2 separate regions of the Mus musculus genome follow, and region 2 is linked to region 1. Evidence: chromatin loops called from intact Hi-C (ENCODE). Cell type or tissue: left cerebral cortex. All regions are shown on one strand.

The links. Peaks named below come from ENCODE experiments on the same cell type or tissue, not always from the same donor. Only the 100,000 strongest peaks of a DNase experiment are listed, where the experiment ranks them.
Region 2: it touches region 1 in a loop (2.9-fold over the local background); 16 of 42 quality-filtered maps call a loop at or near these places.

Annotation. Positions count from the first base shown.
Region 1 is chr12:69,294,520-69,302,519 of GRCm38, forward strand. Klhdc2 (kelch domain containing 2) reads left to right here and starts at 2,162. Exons shown (of 13, transcript NM_027117.3): 1 at 2,162-2,628; 2 at 5,697-5,776; 3 at 7,805-7,922. The coding sequence starts at 2,476. In left cerebral cortex, a CTCF peak has its summit at 4,030; DNase peaks (open chromatin) are centred at 1,568, 2,127, 2,736, 3,182 and 1 more place; H3K4me3 peaks cover 2,237 bases; H3K27ac peaks cover 2,439 bases.
Region 2 is chr12:69,206,564-69,214,563 of GRCm38, forward strand. It overlaps Pole2 (polymerase (DNA directed), epsilon 2 (p59 subunit)), which reads right to left. Exons shown (of 19, transcript NM_011133.2): 7 at 7,266-7,349; 8 at 6,424-6,480; 9 at 5,660-5,708; 10 at 4,810-4,882; 11 at 3,259-3,431; 12 at 2,749-2,838; 13 at 2,354-2,408; 14 at 1,458-1,517; 15 at 1,296-1,373. Among named protein-coding and RNA genes, the nearest start is that of Dnaaf2, 12 kb to the left of the region's middle. In left cerebral cortex, CTCF peaks have their summits at 2,113 (motif pointing right), 4,640 (motif pointing right) and 7,108 (motif pointing right); a DNase peak (open chromatin) is centred at 4,666.

The DNA of each region.
Region 1 (8,000 bases):
CCTAGAATGTTTTCAGCCTCTGAGACTTACTGCTGAATTAAACTCACCTTCTCTAGTTCTTTCTGAGTTCTGGTTGGTTCAACTCAGCTGTTCTGATTCAAAACTCCTCTCCAAGCTGACTGATTCAATCTCAGTTCTTTTTTTAAAAATTTTTATGTATTTATGTATTTGTATATTTATTTATGTATTTATTCATTTATTTATTATATGTAAGTACACTGTAGCTGTCCTCAGATACTCCAGAAGAGGGCATCGGATTTCATTAAGGATGGTTGTGAGCCACCATGTGGTTGCTGGGATTTGAACTCAGGACCTTCAGAAAGCAGTTGGCACTCTTAACGACCGAGCCATCTCGCCAGCCCTCAATCTCATTTCTCTTGGCTTCTCCTGATTGCTCTGCTTGGCCTCATAACTAACTTTGGCGACATGTTCTAATCTTCTGCTCCTTCTCATTCTCTGGCTTTCTGTCTTCACCTGTGGCTAGCATGTTCTCTCTCTGCAACTTGTCTCTGTACCCTCTCCAAGTAAAGCTGCCTCTTCTCTCTCTCTGCACTGGCCCTTGAGGAGTTCCCCTTTCCTCTCCTTGTGAGCGTTGGGTACATCCTGTTCTATCAAATCTTTCTCTGATCTGCCACTATGTCTGCTATTCAACTAAACATCACTTTCAAACATGGGTGCTTCCTTCTACAAACTAACTTTACCTTCATCATTTGAGATTAAAGTGTGTGCTAAGGGTGTGTCTGTATTCCAATCAGAGTAGCCATGTTGCTGGATAAAAATCCTTCTACAATGGCCCAGGACTATTTGTAACTATTGATAGTCTCATGGAGTGACAGAAGTCTAGTCTCTTGAGGACAAGGGACAGCAGTGGCTCTGTGGTGTAGATTACCTTCATCTGGCTTCTGTGGCAAGATTCTCTGGGATGCTAACTGTTCTTGTTAACTGAAGTGTATCCGTCCAGAACATGGGTTTTGTGCTTAAAAGCTCACTCTGAGAAAGGCTCGTTGCTACACTGGGATCCCAAACTAATAAAGACTTTCTATTGCCTTAAGTTCATGTCTGAGCTGTCCTCTCTAGTGGCTATCCCCACAACACCATCAAATTTTTCTTGCAAACAATAATCACGAGGCAGTAAAATGTGTCCAAGTGCAGCTCATCTGGAATAAGGCTGATCTGTGGAGGAATATCCACTTGCATGCTCCTGACCCCTAGGGCAAGGTGATTTCCACTGTTGGACGATCAGTTGCTCACCACAAACCTCAGCTTAGTGCAAATTGGTCATTCACATTACAGCAGATTTGCAGTGTGAGAGGTTGTGGCCAACAGTGAGAGATGTCTTCTACCCGCCAAACATGAAACTGATGCTAGATTTTCTTCTCCAGTGTCATCCAGCACGAAGTGGCTGGTGGAAACGCTGCCAATCTCTTTTTGACAGTATACACCCTGGGCAGCAGCAGGAAGGCCATTTCTCTCTCTGACTGTCTCTTGCAATGGCAGTGAGGAAGGCCCCCCTCAGCACAGCACCAAGGGCACTGGACATCTCTTGCATGGCAAAATTGCCCCAGGGAGACCTGGATGAATCTGGTCAAGAAACAGAATCTGCCTGGTGGAGCACACCTTTTATCCCAGCGCTTTAATCTCAAACCCCAGACCCTTAACTCTTGTGTTTCAGCAAGTACATCTCCAGCAACTGGTGAGAGTTTCAAAGAGAAAAGCTTTTTTTGGTCGTTTTTGTTAAGTGTGTATTTTGCTCAGTATATATTTAGCAGTCCCAAAACGAAGAGAGGGAGAAAGAAAAAAAAAAAAGACAAGATGAGCAGCACGGAGAGCCACCATTTAAATGAGGAGCCTGAAGTGTTTTCCAGACCAGCCTTATTTTATGGGCGAGGAATTGGGTTTAAATAATTCGTAATTTTCATTTGGCCTCTTAGAAGCCCAGATTGTGAGTCTGGGATTCGCATTCTTTCCCCAAGGGTGGGTTGTTATGGTTTAGGAACTATCCAGGCCAGAGCACCCTGAGGCGGGAGGACGGATGTTGGGAGGACTCAGATGCCCAAGGGCCCGACTGGGAGGACTACACAGCAGTAGGACAGCACTGCGGTGGGACCGGACGACGGGAGGCTCAGCAGCGCAGGGGGCGAGAGCGCTTCCGGAGCGTGGGGACAGTGTCCGCTGCGGACGACTTCCGGCGGCGGCATAAACAAGGCCCCGGCGGCCGGAGGCGGGGCGGGCTGCGAGTGCGAGCCCCGTCGGCCGCTCTCCCGCTCTGAGCCAGGACCCGGCCGCGGCGCGGTCCCCGCGAGACCCGCAGCCGCTGTCGGCGCGCGCCCCAGCGCTCGTCCCGGAGGCGGAGGCGTAGCGCAGGACAGGCGGGTCGTCAGCGCTGGCTGCGCGCCGCGGTCCACCGCTCCGCTTTCCTTTGTCTCCCGTCTGCGGGGCCGGAGCGGTCTCGGTGGCCAGCGGTGCAGCCTCAAGATGGCTGATGGCAACGAGGATGCTCGAGCGGAGGATCTGCCGGGCCCGGCCTTCGAGAACTACGAGGCCATGGAGCTGGCCTGCCCGGCTGAACGCAGCGGCCACGTCGCTGTCAGCGATGGGCGCCACATGTTCGTCTGGGGCGGCTACAAGGTCAGTAGGGCGGAGTGGGCACGATCGCCGCCGCGGCTCTTGCTCATTCAGGAGAGCATCTTCCCGCCCTGCCCTGGTGGATTCGGGGATCCTGGGCTATTGTCACCGCTCTCTTGAACTTATGAGTCAGCCTATCCCACGCACCCCCTACGCATTGTCTTTGGAGTGAGCGGAGCGAGGTTCTGTTATTGTGGGTCGCGTAGCGGGTGACTGTGGCCCGAGGTACGGAAAAGGGTGGGGGCGAGGGTGTGTGAGAATCACTCATATACCTTTGGGCCCGGTCGCCCGGAGCTGGGGCCATTTAGCCGACAGACACTATATTCAACAATATTGTCACTGTGTGAACCAAGGCCACAGGAATCGCTTGCTCAACCTCCCCGAAGGTGTAACGGTGTCATCAACACCTGTGCAGATGCCCCCACCTATCTATTGTTTGAACGCAGGGCCATTTTTCTTAACTGGTCTCAGCTGAGAAAGGATTGCTCCTCAGTAGGCCTTACTGCGGATTTTAAAGGAAAAAATAGCCAGTGAATCCCCAGCAGCGTATGTAATTGGAGTGCAGGCCTTTGGACTTTGTGACCAAGTATCTTTTTAGTCATTTGCATTGTTTTATACCGCGAGCTGGGGAATACTGCTCAGTTACCTCCTTAAACCGCTGCTCACTGGTTCTTCTGTACTGGTTTTAGAATTCCATGATACACTCACTCTAGTTCTTGGATTTCATGTGGTGCACACTCATTTGAGCCATTTGACCTAAAACTATTTTAGTGTTAAAATGACGCCCCCCCACCCCCCTTGGGAAGTCCAGTTCTCTGCGCCTGTGGTTTGCTTAAGGACTCTAATAGCTTATAGTACTGACGACCTGATCATAGGTGGCCATTTTGAGACAACTGTCCCATACCTTGTCGGTTTAACCATTAGTTATTTTGCCAGCGTGAATTAATGCATTCTGTTGTCCCTGGCTTCCAGGAATCAGGTATTTAGAGGTCGATGTCGAGAATTCTAGAGATTAGAGAGCAGGTGTGTAGTGACTATAGTAGAGAGCAGGTGTGTAGTGACTATTATTTATTTATTTATTTATTTATTTATTTATTTTTGGTTTTTTGAGACAGGGTTTCTCTGTGTAGCCCTGGCTGTCCTGGAACTCACTCTGTAGACCAGGCTGGCCTTGAACTCAGAAATCTGCCTGCCTCTGCCTCCCCAGTGCTGGGACTAAAGGCGTGCGCCCCCATGCCAGCTGTGTAGTGACTATTATTAAAACATAAATTCCAGGGGTGGAGAGGTGACTCAGTGGTTACCAGCATTGGCCACATTTCTGGGTTGGACTCTTAACACCCCCATGGCCACTCACAACTGTAATTCCAGTCCCAGGGGATCTCATGTCCCTCCTTTGGCCTTTCTGGGCACTGCACCCCAGGGATGCACAGACAGGCATGCCGGCAAAACTAATCAACTTCAATAAACCTTTTCAAAATATAAATGTCCTTTGAGGAAGGTAGACCTGTTGGTCAATCACACTTTGGTCTAACGTATGTTACTCATAATTCTGTTTGTGAACACTAGCATTGAGCCACTGTCATGGAGTTTGGCCTTGGACTCTTTCCAGATCTGGCTGTTCCCACCACCCAAGTGTTGACATGGGCATGAGACCCTTCTGAAGGGCATGGAGAAATGGTCAGAGTGGAAAGTTCCTCTCTTTCTTTCTTAAGATTTATTTATGTATATGAGCACACTGTAGCTGTCTTCAGACACAGAAGAGGGGGCACCAGATCTCATTACAGATGGTTGTGAGCCACCATGTGGTTGCTGGGATTTGAACTCAGGACCTCTGGAAGAGCAGTCAGTGCTCATAACCACTGAGCCATCTCTGCAGCCTGTGGGCATTTTCTGATGGTTAGTTTATAAGGTCCTTCCAGCAGGGAGAGGAGGAGAGCTTCATGGCTAGCTGCTCCATTACCGAACCATTAGTAGTCACTCATTTTCAGTGAAGGCCAGTTTTTATCCCTGTGAGATAGTGGCCAGGGAGGAGGCAGGGATGAAATAAGGCAGTGTGCACAGGAAAGGGGGACTCCTGGGCTCGCCACTGCTTGCTGAGTAGCCTGAGGCAAATCTTGTAATAACTCGTTGTTAGGATTAAATAAGGGAATTTGAGGCCCTATGGTAAACCTGGTCTTTGTTAGAGTTAACATCTGAAGGGTTGAAGACCGGAACAAGGACACAGCTGACCGAAGACTCAGGATTTGCACAAGCAGTTTTGCCCTCAGAATGAGTGGATGAACCGGAAGCTTGGCTCGAGCAGCCTGTTAGCGTGGGTGGGGCTGCGAGTCCTCCAAAGTCAGGTGACTGAGAGCAGGGCCACGGTCTGTTCAGGAGCCGGCTGGACAGCAGCTCGCAACAGTGCGGGTGACTCCTGTGGGGGAGGAGTGGGGTTAAATGACCCTTGCTCGGGGCTGCCTAAGACCATTGGAAAACAGTTATTTACATTACACAACAGTAATAAACATACTGTTCTCATAACAGTAGCAAAATACAGTTACAAAGTAGCAACAAAAATAATTTTATGGTTGAGGGTCACCACAACTTGCGGAACTGTATTAAAAGGCGTGGCATTAGGAAGGCTGAGTGCCACTAACTCCCCAGGGGGCCCTTGTACTATTTGCAAGGATTGTAACAAAAGTTGGACTGCAGATGTGTCTGCATTAAGATTTTTTTGTATGTGCCTGAGTCCTGGAGACTGCATTTAATATTTATCTGTATACAAAAATTACTTTTATATGATCAGTATCATGAATAGTATCTCAATAAGGTAGGAAAGGATCCCAGAAAATGCCTCTTTAGCAACATCAGTTACTGGGCCAGGGAGCTGTTCAGTGCGTAGCCCACTCGATGCACAGCCCTGGTGAGCTGAGTGTGACCCCCAGACCCCTGTAAAGATGGGAGGTTAGAAGTGACTCCAGAACACCGTGGCACATGTGTGTTCCATGTTACATACATACTCCAACACATTAGTGCAAATTAAAAAGAAAATGTCAGTTGTTTATCTTTGTAATCTTTCTTATTCTTCATAGAGTAATCAAGTGAGAGGATTATATGACTTTTATCTGCCCAGAGAAGAACTGTGGATCTACAACATGGAGACTGGAAGATGGTAACTGGAGATTAACCCTCCAATAAGCTTGCAAAGGAAGTGGCGGGGGTGGGGTGTGTGGAGAGGTGGGGGTGTCTTTCTTTTCCGCATAGGTTTGACTGTCCTAAAACTTACTATGTAGTCCAGACTGGCCTCAAACTCACAGAGATCTCCCATGTCTCTGTGTCTTCCTCCAGAGCACGGAGACTAAAGGCATGTGTCACAATGCCTGTTGTAATTAAGGATACTAAGCTTTCTTTTCTGGAAACAGTGGTCTGGCTTAGATTAGCTGCTGAGGTCAGTACACACCAGAGTCTGTCATGATCTTAGAGGCCTCTAGTCAAGACCTGGTCAAAGCACCACAAGGAAGGCGATACAGAGCCTGGGTTGGGGAGGTGCTACAAGTCTGCTTGGTGTTTTGAAGAAAGAGGTTTTTAGTTTCCTTCTTAGGTTTTGCATGGTTTATTTTATCTGCTTAAAAGAAGTTTTGAGAAAGTCTCTAATTTTAAAGTAGTATTTTCTGGATTGCATTAATAGGTGAGTGGCAACAAGCTTGCCTGCCTGATAGGAGGCCCTGGGTTTGATTTTTCAACTGGGAAAAAAAAAGAAAAAAGATCTGTTTAAAAATAAAAATGAGGGAATGAAGAGATGGCTTAGTTGTTAAGAGCACTGATTGCTCTTCTAGAGGACCTAGGTTCAGTCCCCAGCACATACATGGTGGCTCACAACCATCTGTAACTCCAGTCACAGAGATCTGATGCCCTCTTCTAGTCTCCGAGAGCAGCAAGTATGCACCTGCAGCAGTGCACAGACATATATATCTGGACAAAATACTCATAAAGTAAATAATTAAAAAAATGAGCCTGGTGTGGTGCCTTTAATCCCAGCACTCGGGAGGCAGAGACAGGGACTCTGTGATTTCCAAGCCAGCCTGGACTACATAGTAAGTTCCAGGACAGTCAGGGCTACACAGAGTGACCCTGTCTTGAAAAATAACAAAACAAAACAAAAATGAACTGGTAGTATCTAAGAGGGTCTTCTGCCTGTCTAGCAGTACAAGTCGAGCATATGTTAGGAGACTCTGGGTTTCTCAAAATGTGAGTTAGCCATTTGGGGGTGTATAAATGTGTTTCCCCGTTCATGAAAACTTTCCACTGTAAAAGACTATTGTCTTTACTGTCTTACTGTTGATATTAAAGCCAGGATGGTTTATGGAAGGTCACAACAATTTTTATAATTATTAAATCAGTTAATATGGACTATTTGCTAATCTTTTTTTTTTTTAAAGAAAAATTCACCAAAGAATTTAACACATTTCTTAAGATTAAGAATTTACAAATCAGCCTACCTCAAGCTAAACAAAGATGAAAGTGGTATTAGCTGATGATGTAGTCAGGACACCTTAGTGAACTCTCAGTCCTGTAACTCTCTAAAGCTGAGCACGATGGCGTATTTGTTTAATTCTGGCACTTAAGGGAGGAAGAATTGGACAGATTTCTGTGAGTTCTGGGTGACTTAATAGGAAATGTCTGTTGAATTAATGAGCACTAGGCATGGGAAGGTTTCCATTTGAGTCCGTGGCCTACTTAAAAACAGACAGGGTCACGAGCCGGCTCAGCAGGTAGAGGTGCGGTCCACCAAGGCCAGGTTTGCCTTCCCTGAGTCCACGTGGTAGAGGAAGAGACTTTTGCACCTGCACATGCATGCACCTGCACGTGCTGTGACATACCTGTGCCCAAGCACACAGAAATACGTAAAACAAAGACCTTCCAGTCAGATAAGATCATATAAATAAAAAGCAAATAGTTTGAGAAATGGCTCATGGAACCTGAGGGGCTTGCAGAGCTTTTCATTCTGCCTGGGGCAAGGCCATCTTCCACTGTCTAGACAGGTTACTAAGGAAGAAACTGATTCCTCGGGCTATCTTAAAGCTAGGAGAGTCCCTGGATAGCACCGGCCGCCTTTCCTCTCATTGCGGGGATATAAGTTAATAAGTCTTGTATTTCTTACCCTCTGGGAAACGTTATCATCTAACCCTCCTCCTCGTAGGAAGAAAATCAACACTGAAGGTGACGTTCCCCCGTCTATGTCTGGGAGCTGCGCTGTGTGCGTGGACCGGGTGCTGTACTTGTTTGGTGGGCACCATTCCAGAGGCAATACAAACAAGGTCAGTGCTGCTGAGGTTAGGGTTCCAGGCAGTTTCTTCCTCACGTTCAATGTCAGATTTATAAAGCTGGCTGCTGCT
Region 2 (8,000 bases), 88 kb before region 1:
CATTAGATAATTTTAAAGGCAAAGTCTTGGGGCTGAAGAGAGCACTGACTGCTCTTCCTAAGGTCCTGAGTTCAAATCCCAGCAACCACACAGTGGCTCACAACCATCTGTAATGAAATTGGATGCCCTCTTCTGGTGTGTCTGAAAACAGCTATAGAGTACTTACAATCTTTCAAAAAAAAAAAATCAATCAATCAATATAGATAAATGAATGAATGAATGAATAAGGTGCCTTACCAAGGCACCCCCACTGGACTTGTCAATGGTCACTGCAGCAGATTCAGCCAGTCGATCTTATCTGTTCCCCAATCTAGTTTTCTTTACTCTTCCCCATCCCACTCCTACTCTCTCCCTCACCCCCAACTCTCCCTCTGTCTCTGTCTGTCTTTGTCTGTCTGTCTCTGTGTAAGTATGCACATGCACAGTGCTAGGATTTGAAGTCCTTTTTTTCATTAGATATTTTCTTTATTTACATTTCAAATGTTATCCCCTTTCCTCGCCCCCACCCCCACCCCCGTCAGGCAGGGGGAAGAGGCACAATGCAGGACCTAAGACTGGGTCATGCCTTGCATGCTTGGGGCACAGAGACTGGTGTGAGGGAAGCAACGGGGAGAGGAAATCAAAGCAGTACCAGGGCACACCATGCAGGCAGGACATGACTATCACTGCCAGGATTGGGCTGTTAACAACAGCACTAGGGACCCCACCTTTCAAGACAGAAGTGACATGATATGCTTTCTTGTGTAAAGAACAGACTCGGGGTGGGGGTGGGGGTGGGGGATGGGGGGTATTGGGAGGAGAGGGGTTAGAAGCCAGAGACCAGCAGCTAGAGGCTGCTGATCCAGACTAGAGTAGACCTCAGGTCATAGTCATGAAAGGCAACCGAACTCAGCTGTGTGTAGGGGAAACCTCTATGGTCATGGCCCGAGCAACTGCAAAGACAAGGGTGCCATGAAATGAGATGGGGTTGGTCCCAGGACAGGTGAGCGTGGAGCTCGGGTAGAATCCGAGTGCTCACAGATCTACAGGGCATCCGGAGAGAAAGGACACTGGACATCTGGACCCACAAGGATGGGATTCCTGAGGAAGCTGGAGATACCACTGCCAACACAAAGACCACAGAGTCACTGCTGGTTAAGTATCTGAATATAGTTAAATCGTTTTCAAAGCGTGAGGAATCTAAAATCAAATTTACTTTTTAGATCTACTCTTAGCAGTCAAATTTCAGAAATAAATTAGAGTAATTTTAAAATGAACAGAAGTTTAACACAAAATGCTGTTTTTGAGTGACTTACCTGCAAGGATTAGTCGTGAAAACTGAAAACGGAACCCTTTGTCTGAATTCCTGTGTGATGCTTTCAGCGAGTGGCGGCCTAGAAAAACAGCAGGACATAGGATGTATTTATAAACTTTACACAATTCTCTTGACTGTCAAAACAAATGTGAACAAAGCTTACCTTGGTAAAATGGAACCAAATCCAGGATCCTCTGGGCCAGGCACAAACACAAAACGGCTACTGCATAAAATTCAACACCAGCCATTAAGCACATTAAACACAGCAACACGAAACACGCAACCCTGCCAGAAGCCAAAACTAAGTCAGCGCCTCCAACCGAATCCCAGGGGTTTCTGTTTGTCTGTCTTGCTATGTAGTCTAGGCTAGCCTTAAATCTGCAATTCTCTTGCTTCAGTCTCTGCAGGGCCATGATGCCTAGCTACAGTTTTTTTTATTTTATGCATTTTAACACATTGCTAAAAAGTCTCCAGTCCAAATCTTTCTGTTAATAATAGTGTGCTGACCACATGCAAGCAAGCACACACGCATGCACACACGCACGCACTCGATCTTTACAGAGGCTCATGAGGCCGATGATCATACTGAAGGTCCACTTCTGGATAAGCAGTGTCACCAGAAACTACGGATAAAACTGTCACTCTCCCTTCTACATTTTGTTCCCCTATAGATCCAGAAAGTAGCGAAATACATGATGATGTGAGGATTTCACCCTGGGATCAACTTGTTCTCATTCATATTCATTCTCTCTCTCTCCCTCTCTCTCTCCCCCCTCTCTCTCTTCTTTCTAGATTTTATTTATTTGTTTTCTGTATGAGTGCTGTCTGCATGTACACCTGTGTGCCAGAAGAGGGCATCAGATCACACTATAGATGGTTGTGAGCCACCATGTGGTTGCTGGGATTTGAACTTAGGACCTCTGGATGAGCAACCAGTGCTCTTAACCACTGAAACATCTCTCCAGGCCATCGACCTTCCCCTTTCTAAAGGCAATCTCTTTAGAATCACAGATATAAACCTCATGGTTCATTTTTTTAAAAAAACAAAACTATTTTTACCTTTGGTGGATACTTGGATATTCACAAATTATGTCTGCCAAAGATTTTAGGGAATCTGAAAATTATAAAAAATATTTAACCTAATTTGTGATGTCCATAAAGTTACAGTTGATTAACTACAACCCTAGATCTTTAATAAAATTAAAATATTATACATAATTTATCAATAGTTCATGTAAATATAGAAAAACTCAATTTTTTTGTTTTGTTTTGTTTTGTTTTTTTAAGGCAGGGTTTCTCTGTATAGCCCTGGCTGTCCTGTAACTTATTCTGTAGACCAGGCTGGTCAGAAACTCAGAGTTCTGCCTGCCTCTGCCTCCCGAGTGCTGGGATGAAAGCCATGAACCACCACTGCCGGGATTGGAAACACTCTTAGTTAAAAAGATGCTCAATACCTTTCAAAGCCTGGACTTGATTTTTTCCATATGGTGCAGATGAAAAATTACCACACAGAATAAAGCAGGTTGGAGGTGCTGGCGAGTAACCTAGGGAACAAAAGGACGTCACTCTGGGAACTGAGAATTTTGTGTTATCTATCTATCTATCTGTTTGTCTGTCTGTCTGTCTGTCTGTCTATTTGATGATTTTTGAGACAGGACCACACTATGTAGCCCTGTCGTGACTGTAACTCATAGAGATCCACCTGCTTCTGCCTTCTAAGAGATGGAATTAAAGGCAGGTATCAGCATATCTGGCTGGCTTTAACTGTGAAAGCTTTGGCTTGGCTTTGTTGTCTCTTTAAAAACAAGGTCTTCCTATGTTGCTCAGACTGACCTCTGATCACTGCTCAATAAATCCCCTGTCTCAGGTTCCCATGTAACAGGGCCCACAGAGGCACTCCACCACCACCACATGACAAACATCCCTCAGGACAGTTCAAGAAACAAAACAATAATAATCCGTACCAGAAAACATTACATGAAACTTCTCCAACACTTGCACTTGGTCCAACCAAACATCAGACACAATCACAAACATGGCGTCCTTGTTCTCATCTTCCAGCTGTCTCAGCTTTGTATACGTCTTCACTGATGCATTAGAAGGCCCTCCAAAAAAATTAATATTTCCATAGTACGCCCTATGTAATTATAACACAGTTATCCACCATATTCTGTTCATGGAGAAAGTAAAAATATATCAGATATAGCAACCATGCAACAACACAGTATTCCAGAGATGAAACATGTTGCCTGCAAATTATTTAAAACACACACACATGACACCGTCTATGGAGGACTATTCAGTATGCGTGCTTCAAAAGCTGGCCTCAGAGCACGGCAGCCACTTCGACTTTAATCAGGTCAGCTGTGATTAACTCCAAGAGACTGTCAAGAGATCCCTTCACAAGGTCAGGCCTACTGGCAGTCTCCGCCAGTTAATAGAACCCCACTGTGAGTCGGGCCTGGTGGCGCAAGCCTTTAATCCTAGCACTCCAGAGGCAGAGGCAGGCTGATTTCTGAGTTCAAGGCCAGCTTGATCTACAAAGTGAGTTCCAGGACAGCCAGGGCTATATAGAGAAACCCTGTCTCGAAAAGAAAAAAAAAAAGAAACCCACTGCTACACGCTATCCTGCCCCAGCTACACTACACAGTCTAGGGAGGTGCCGGCCATACAGGAGTGAACCGGCTCATACAGGAGTGAACCAGGAAGGAGCAGGAAGTACAGACTCCCTCTTTGCTGTTTTGGGCAAGTCTTGTCCATGCTTGGGTGAGACTTTTAAATGATCCAGCAGTCTTGTGGTCACCTCTGATCCTGTGAGCTCAATAAAACCATTGTCCCACCAGGTAGATGTGAGTAGAACTATTCCTTTGCCCTGCCACTGGTGCCCTACCTGGGGTGAATAGGCCATTTGTTCAAGTCTGCTCAGGAAAGGTTAAAGCAACAGTATACTTGGGTGCCAGAGGGGCATTTACATCTGTCCTCAGTTGTTCCCCTACCGGGCCCCAGGCAGGGGCTTCCTGCAACTCCCCCTTCTGTATGAACAAGAGGGCAGTGTGTTACCGTCTACCTCGCTCGGCTGGAGCCGCGAATGCCTGGCAGCCCCAGTGTTTCACAGTGTGCCGCAGCGCTGCACATTTACAGAGATCTAGACTCCATAAATGACGAGGCCCTAACATTTACATAGATACATAAATAAATATAGATATATAAAGCACTGGCTCATTAAATTCATTTTTCTTTTTTATGCCTTTATATTCTTTTTTGCTTTTCACTTTAAAAATTGTATTTATGAATGTGTGTGTCTGTATGTGAACTTAACGCCACTTTTGGGTATTGGTGTCTGTAAATCTGTGTGCACCCGTTCAGGCCAGAAGAGGGCATCAGATCTGCTAAAGCAAGTGGGTTTCCAATGCTTTTTCTCATCTGACACCTTGTAGTGACTGAGATAAACTATGTTATGTTCACTGCTGCCAATCTACAAATTCCTGAGTCGTTGAAATCAAGCGCTTTAATACCTTGTGGTGCTGGAGGGCTCAGTGGGAGGAAATCCAAAGGCATTGGCGTGAAACACTTGATCTTCAAACCAACCTAAACAAAGCGACCGGGTAACAAGGCATTATGGTCTGCTCAGCTATCCATTTTTGAAAAAGCAAATTCATTGTCACATAAGGCAATGAATTAAACTACAAAAACCACCGATCATACTGAGCTATCGAACTCCAGAGCCACGGACAGTGCATATTTTAGAAGGAAAACGGCATTAAACAAGTGTACCCCACCCCAACTAACTCATATTTTAGGGTGGGGTAGGGCGCTGGCCGGGGGGGGGGGGTTATAGCACTTGCTGAAGAGCAGCGAGAGCAGCTACCAGCTACACAGGGGGGACCTGACTGAGCAGATGAAACCAAGAGTTTTCCAGTTTTATAAGTGCACACCATCAGTGGGTTTCAGGACCCACAGCCTTCTCCACTGTCTAATCTCAAGGCGCTTTCCTCCGCCCTGAACATTTTCTTTTTCTTTTTTCTTTTTAAAGATGTATTTATTTTTATTGATATATGAGTACACTGTAGCTGTCTTCAAACGCACCAGAAGAGGGCGTCAGATCTCATTACAGACGGTTGTGAGCCACCACGTGGTTGCTGGGATTTGAACTCAGGATCTCGGGAAGAGCAGTCAGGGCTCTTAACCTCTGAGCCATCTCTCCAGCCCTGAACATTTTCTAATAGGCTGTTTCTTAAGCATCACCGTCTCACAAGGTGACATCCTCACGGTGAATACCCTCTGGAACGACATCGTAAGGTGTCTTCCCCAAGTGGGAACAGTTTTACTGTCAAGCAAGGACATGAAAAGGGCGCGCACGCTTACCTTCTGCCAGGACGAAGCAGGCCTCGGTGTATAAGCCACTGTGGAACTGGTACAGAGCAGCTGAGGAAGAACTCAAGGATATGCTCGGAACACTAATAGGTCAGTAGACAGTCTGAACCCCAAGGGACTTTTAGCTTTCGGGTTGTTTTAAATTCCTCGTAGTGGGTTGTGGTGGTATTAGGAGGAAGTCTTATTTACTGTAGGGAAAAGTTGAGACATGTAGCCAAGGCTGGCCTTAAAACTCCTAAAACTCCTGCCTCTGCTTCCCACGTGCTAGGATTACAAGTATGCACCACCACGCCTGGCCTTAAAAGGAGATTTAATAATAAACCGCAGTGCTGTGAGCTGCCATGTGGGTGCTGGGAATTTAACCCAGATCCTACAGCAGCCAATGCTCTTAACTGTTGAGCCACCTCTCCAGCCCCATCTCACCCCTTTTGTTGGAGACAGAGTCTTGCTATGCAGACAAGACTGACCTTAAACTTAAGAGATCTCCCTGCCTCTGCCTCCCGAGTGCTGGGATTCAAAGTGTGCACCCCCATGCCTGGACAGAATTTTGTTTGTTTGTTTGTTTGTTTCTTTGTTTGTTTCTTTGTTTGTTTTTTCGAGACAAGGTTTCTCTGTGTAGCTCTGGCTGTCCTGGAACTCACTCTGTAGACCAGGCTGGCCTCGAACTCAGAAATCTGCCTCCCTCTGCCTCCCGAGTGCTGGGATTAAAGGCGTGCGCCACCACGCCTGGCGAATTTTTTTTTTTTAAAGGATATAGCTTTACTAAGGTCCAGTTGTACTGTTCCAGTAGGATCTTCCAGGAAAAACTTCCCCTAAAACAGAATTAAATGAAATATGCTCACATTTGTATTAAAAAATGAATACTATTATAAATTATTAACATACTACCTAGTCTGACAACAGGATACATTAGAGAGAAGTGGACCTGCAGATATGAGTAATTCCTAGTCCACACTTTTCTGCTTATTTACTGGCAACCTCAGACTACTCACTCACTTACCCGAGACTCACTGACACTAAGGAACAACTGCTGCAAACCACAGGGTAGTAAGGAAGGCCCAGGCTGCTTGCCGCTCCGTCTCACCAGATGCCTTTGGCTAAGAGAATAACCAGTACCTCAGGCCACCAGGATGTGGTCAGCAGTTTGCTTATTCAGAAACCCAGAGTCAGTTCAAGCAGAGGTCACTAGGGGTCTACCTGGGGGCTATGCAAACTAACACCTGGACAGTCTTTCCCACCAACACCGCAGAACCCGGACACAGATGACGAGGCCATCGCTGGCTATGTTTTCTGTGAAAATATGTTCCTGTGTTTTCTATGAAAAAGCATTACCGCAGCAACGCATCACCAACTCGAGTCCAAAAATAAAAGGCAAAGCTCGTCAAACTTAACTTACCTCTTTTTTTTTTTTTAAAGATTTATTTATTTATTATATGTAAGTACACTGTAGCTGTCTTCAGACACTCCAGAAGAGGGCGCCAGATCTTGTTACGGATGGTTGTGAGCCACCATGTGGTTGCTGGGATTTGAACTCAGACCTCTGGAAGAGCAGTCAGTGCTCTTAACCGCTGAGCCATCTCTCCAGCCCTTAACTTACCTCTTTCAGCTGGGTTATCATCCCCAGGACGATCACGTCACCAACTTTGCTTGTGCTACCCAGTAAGGTTTCTATAGTTTTAAGCTAAAATAAAACAGAATAAAATCTTAAAAACTAAAAGCATATTCTAATTTTCTTAAAAATAAGTGTTGAGTACATATTATATACAGGTGCCTTAGAGTAGAAAGACTAATCAGCAAGTTTAGAGTTGTCCTCTTTGTGTGTCACCACTGAACATTAATTTTTGTTAGTTTCTGTTTTTTGAAACAGAGTCCAGTGAAGCCAGGCCAGCTTTGGACTGAATACAGCCCTGAAGGTGAGCTTGAATTCTCACTCTCCTGCCTCCAGCTACGTGCTGGGATCACAGGTCCGCAGCACCACACTCCCAAGCAGTAGTCTGAACAATATCCAGAATGACTGTTCCAGTCTCTAACATCCTCAGCATAGTGAATTCTGATCTACCAAGGCGGAGAATCTAATGAACACTGACTAGGAGGGGTCCCTTCAAAATCCATTCAGAGGCTCGGGAAAATGGGGAGGCGCAGACAGAAGAAGCAAGGGCCATCCTAAGAGGGGTCCTGAGTGCTAGAGAAGAAGACAGAGCCACAGACAGACTGAGAGTGGCCAGGCAGACTGCTGGAACTAAAAGGACAGTGCTGTCTGGGAATCACCTTCCAAAACTATGAAAGAGGAAGTTTCCATCTCCTCCATTCAAGTTACAAAACCTCTAGGGCC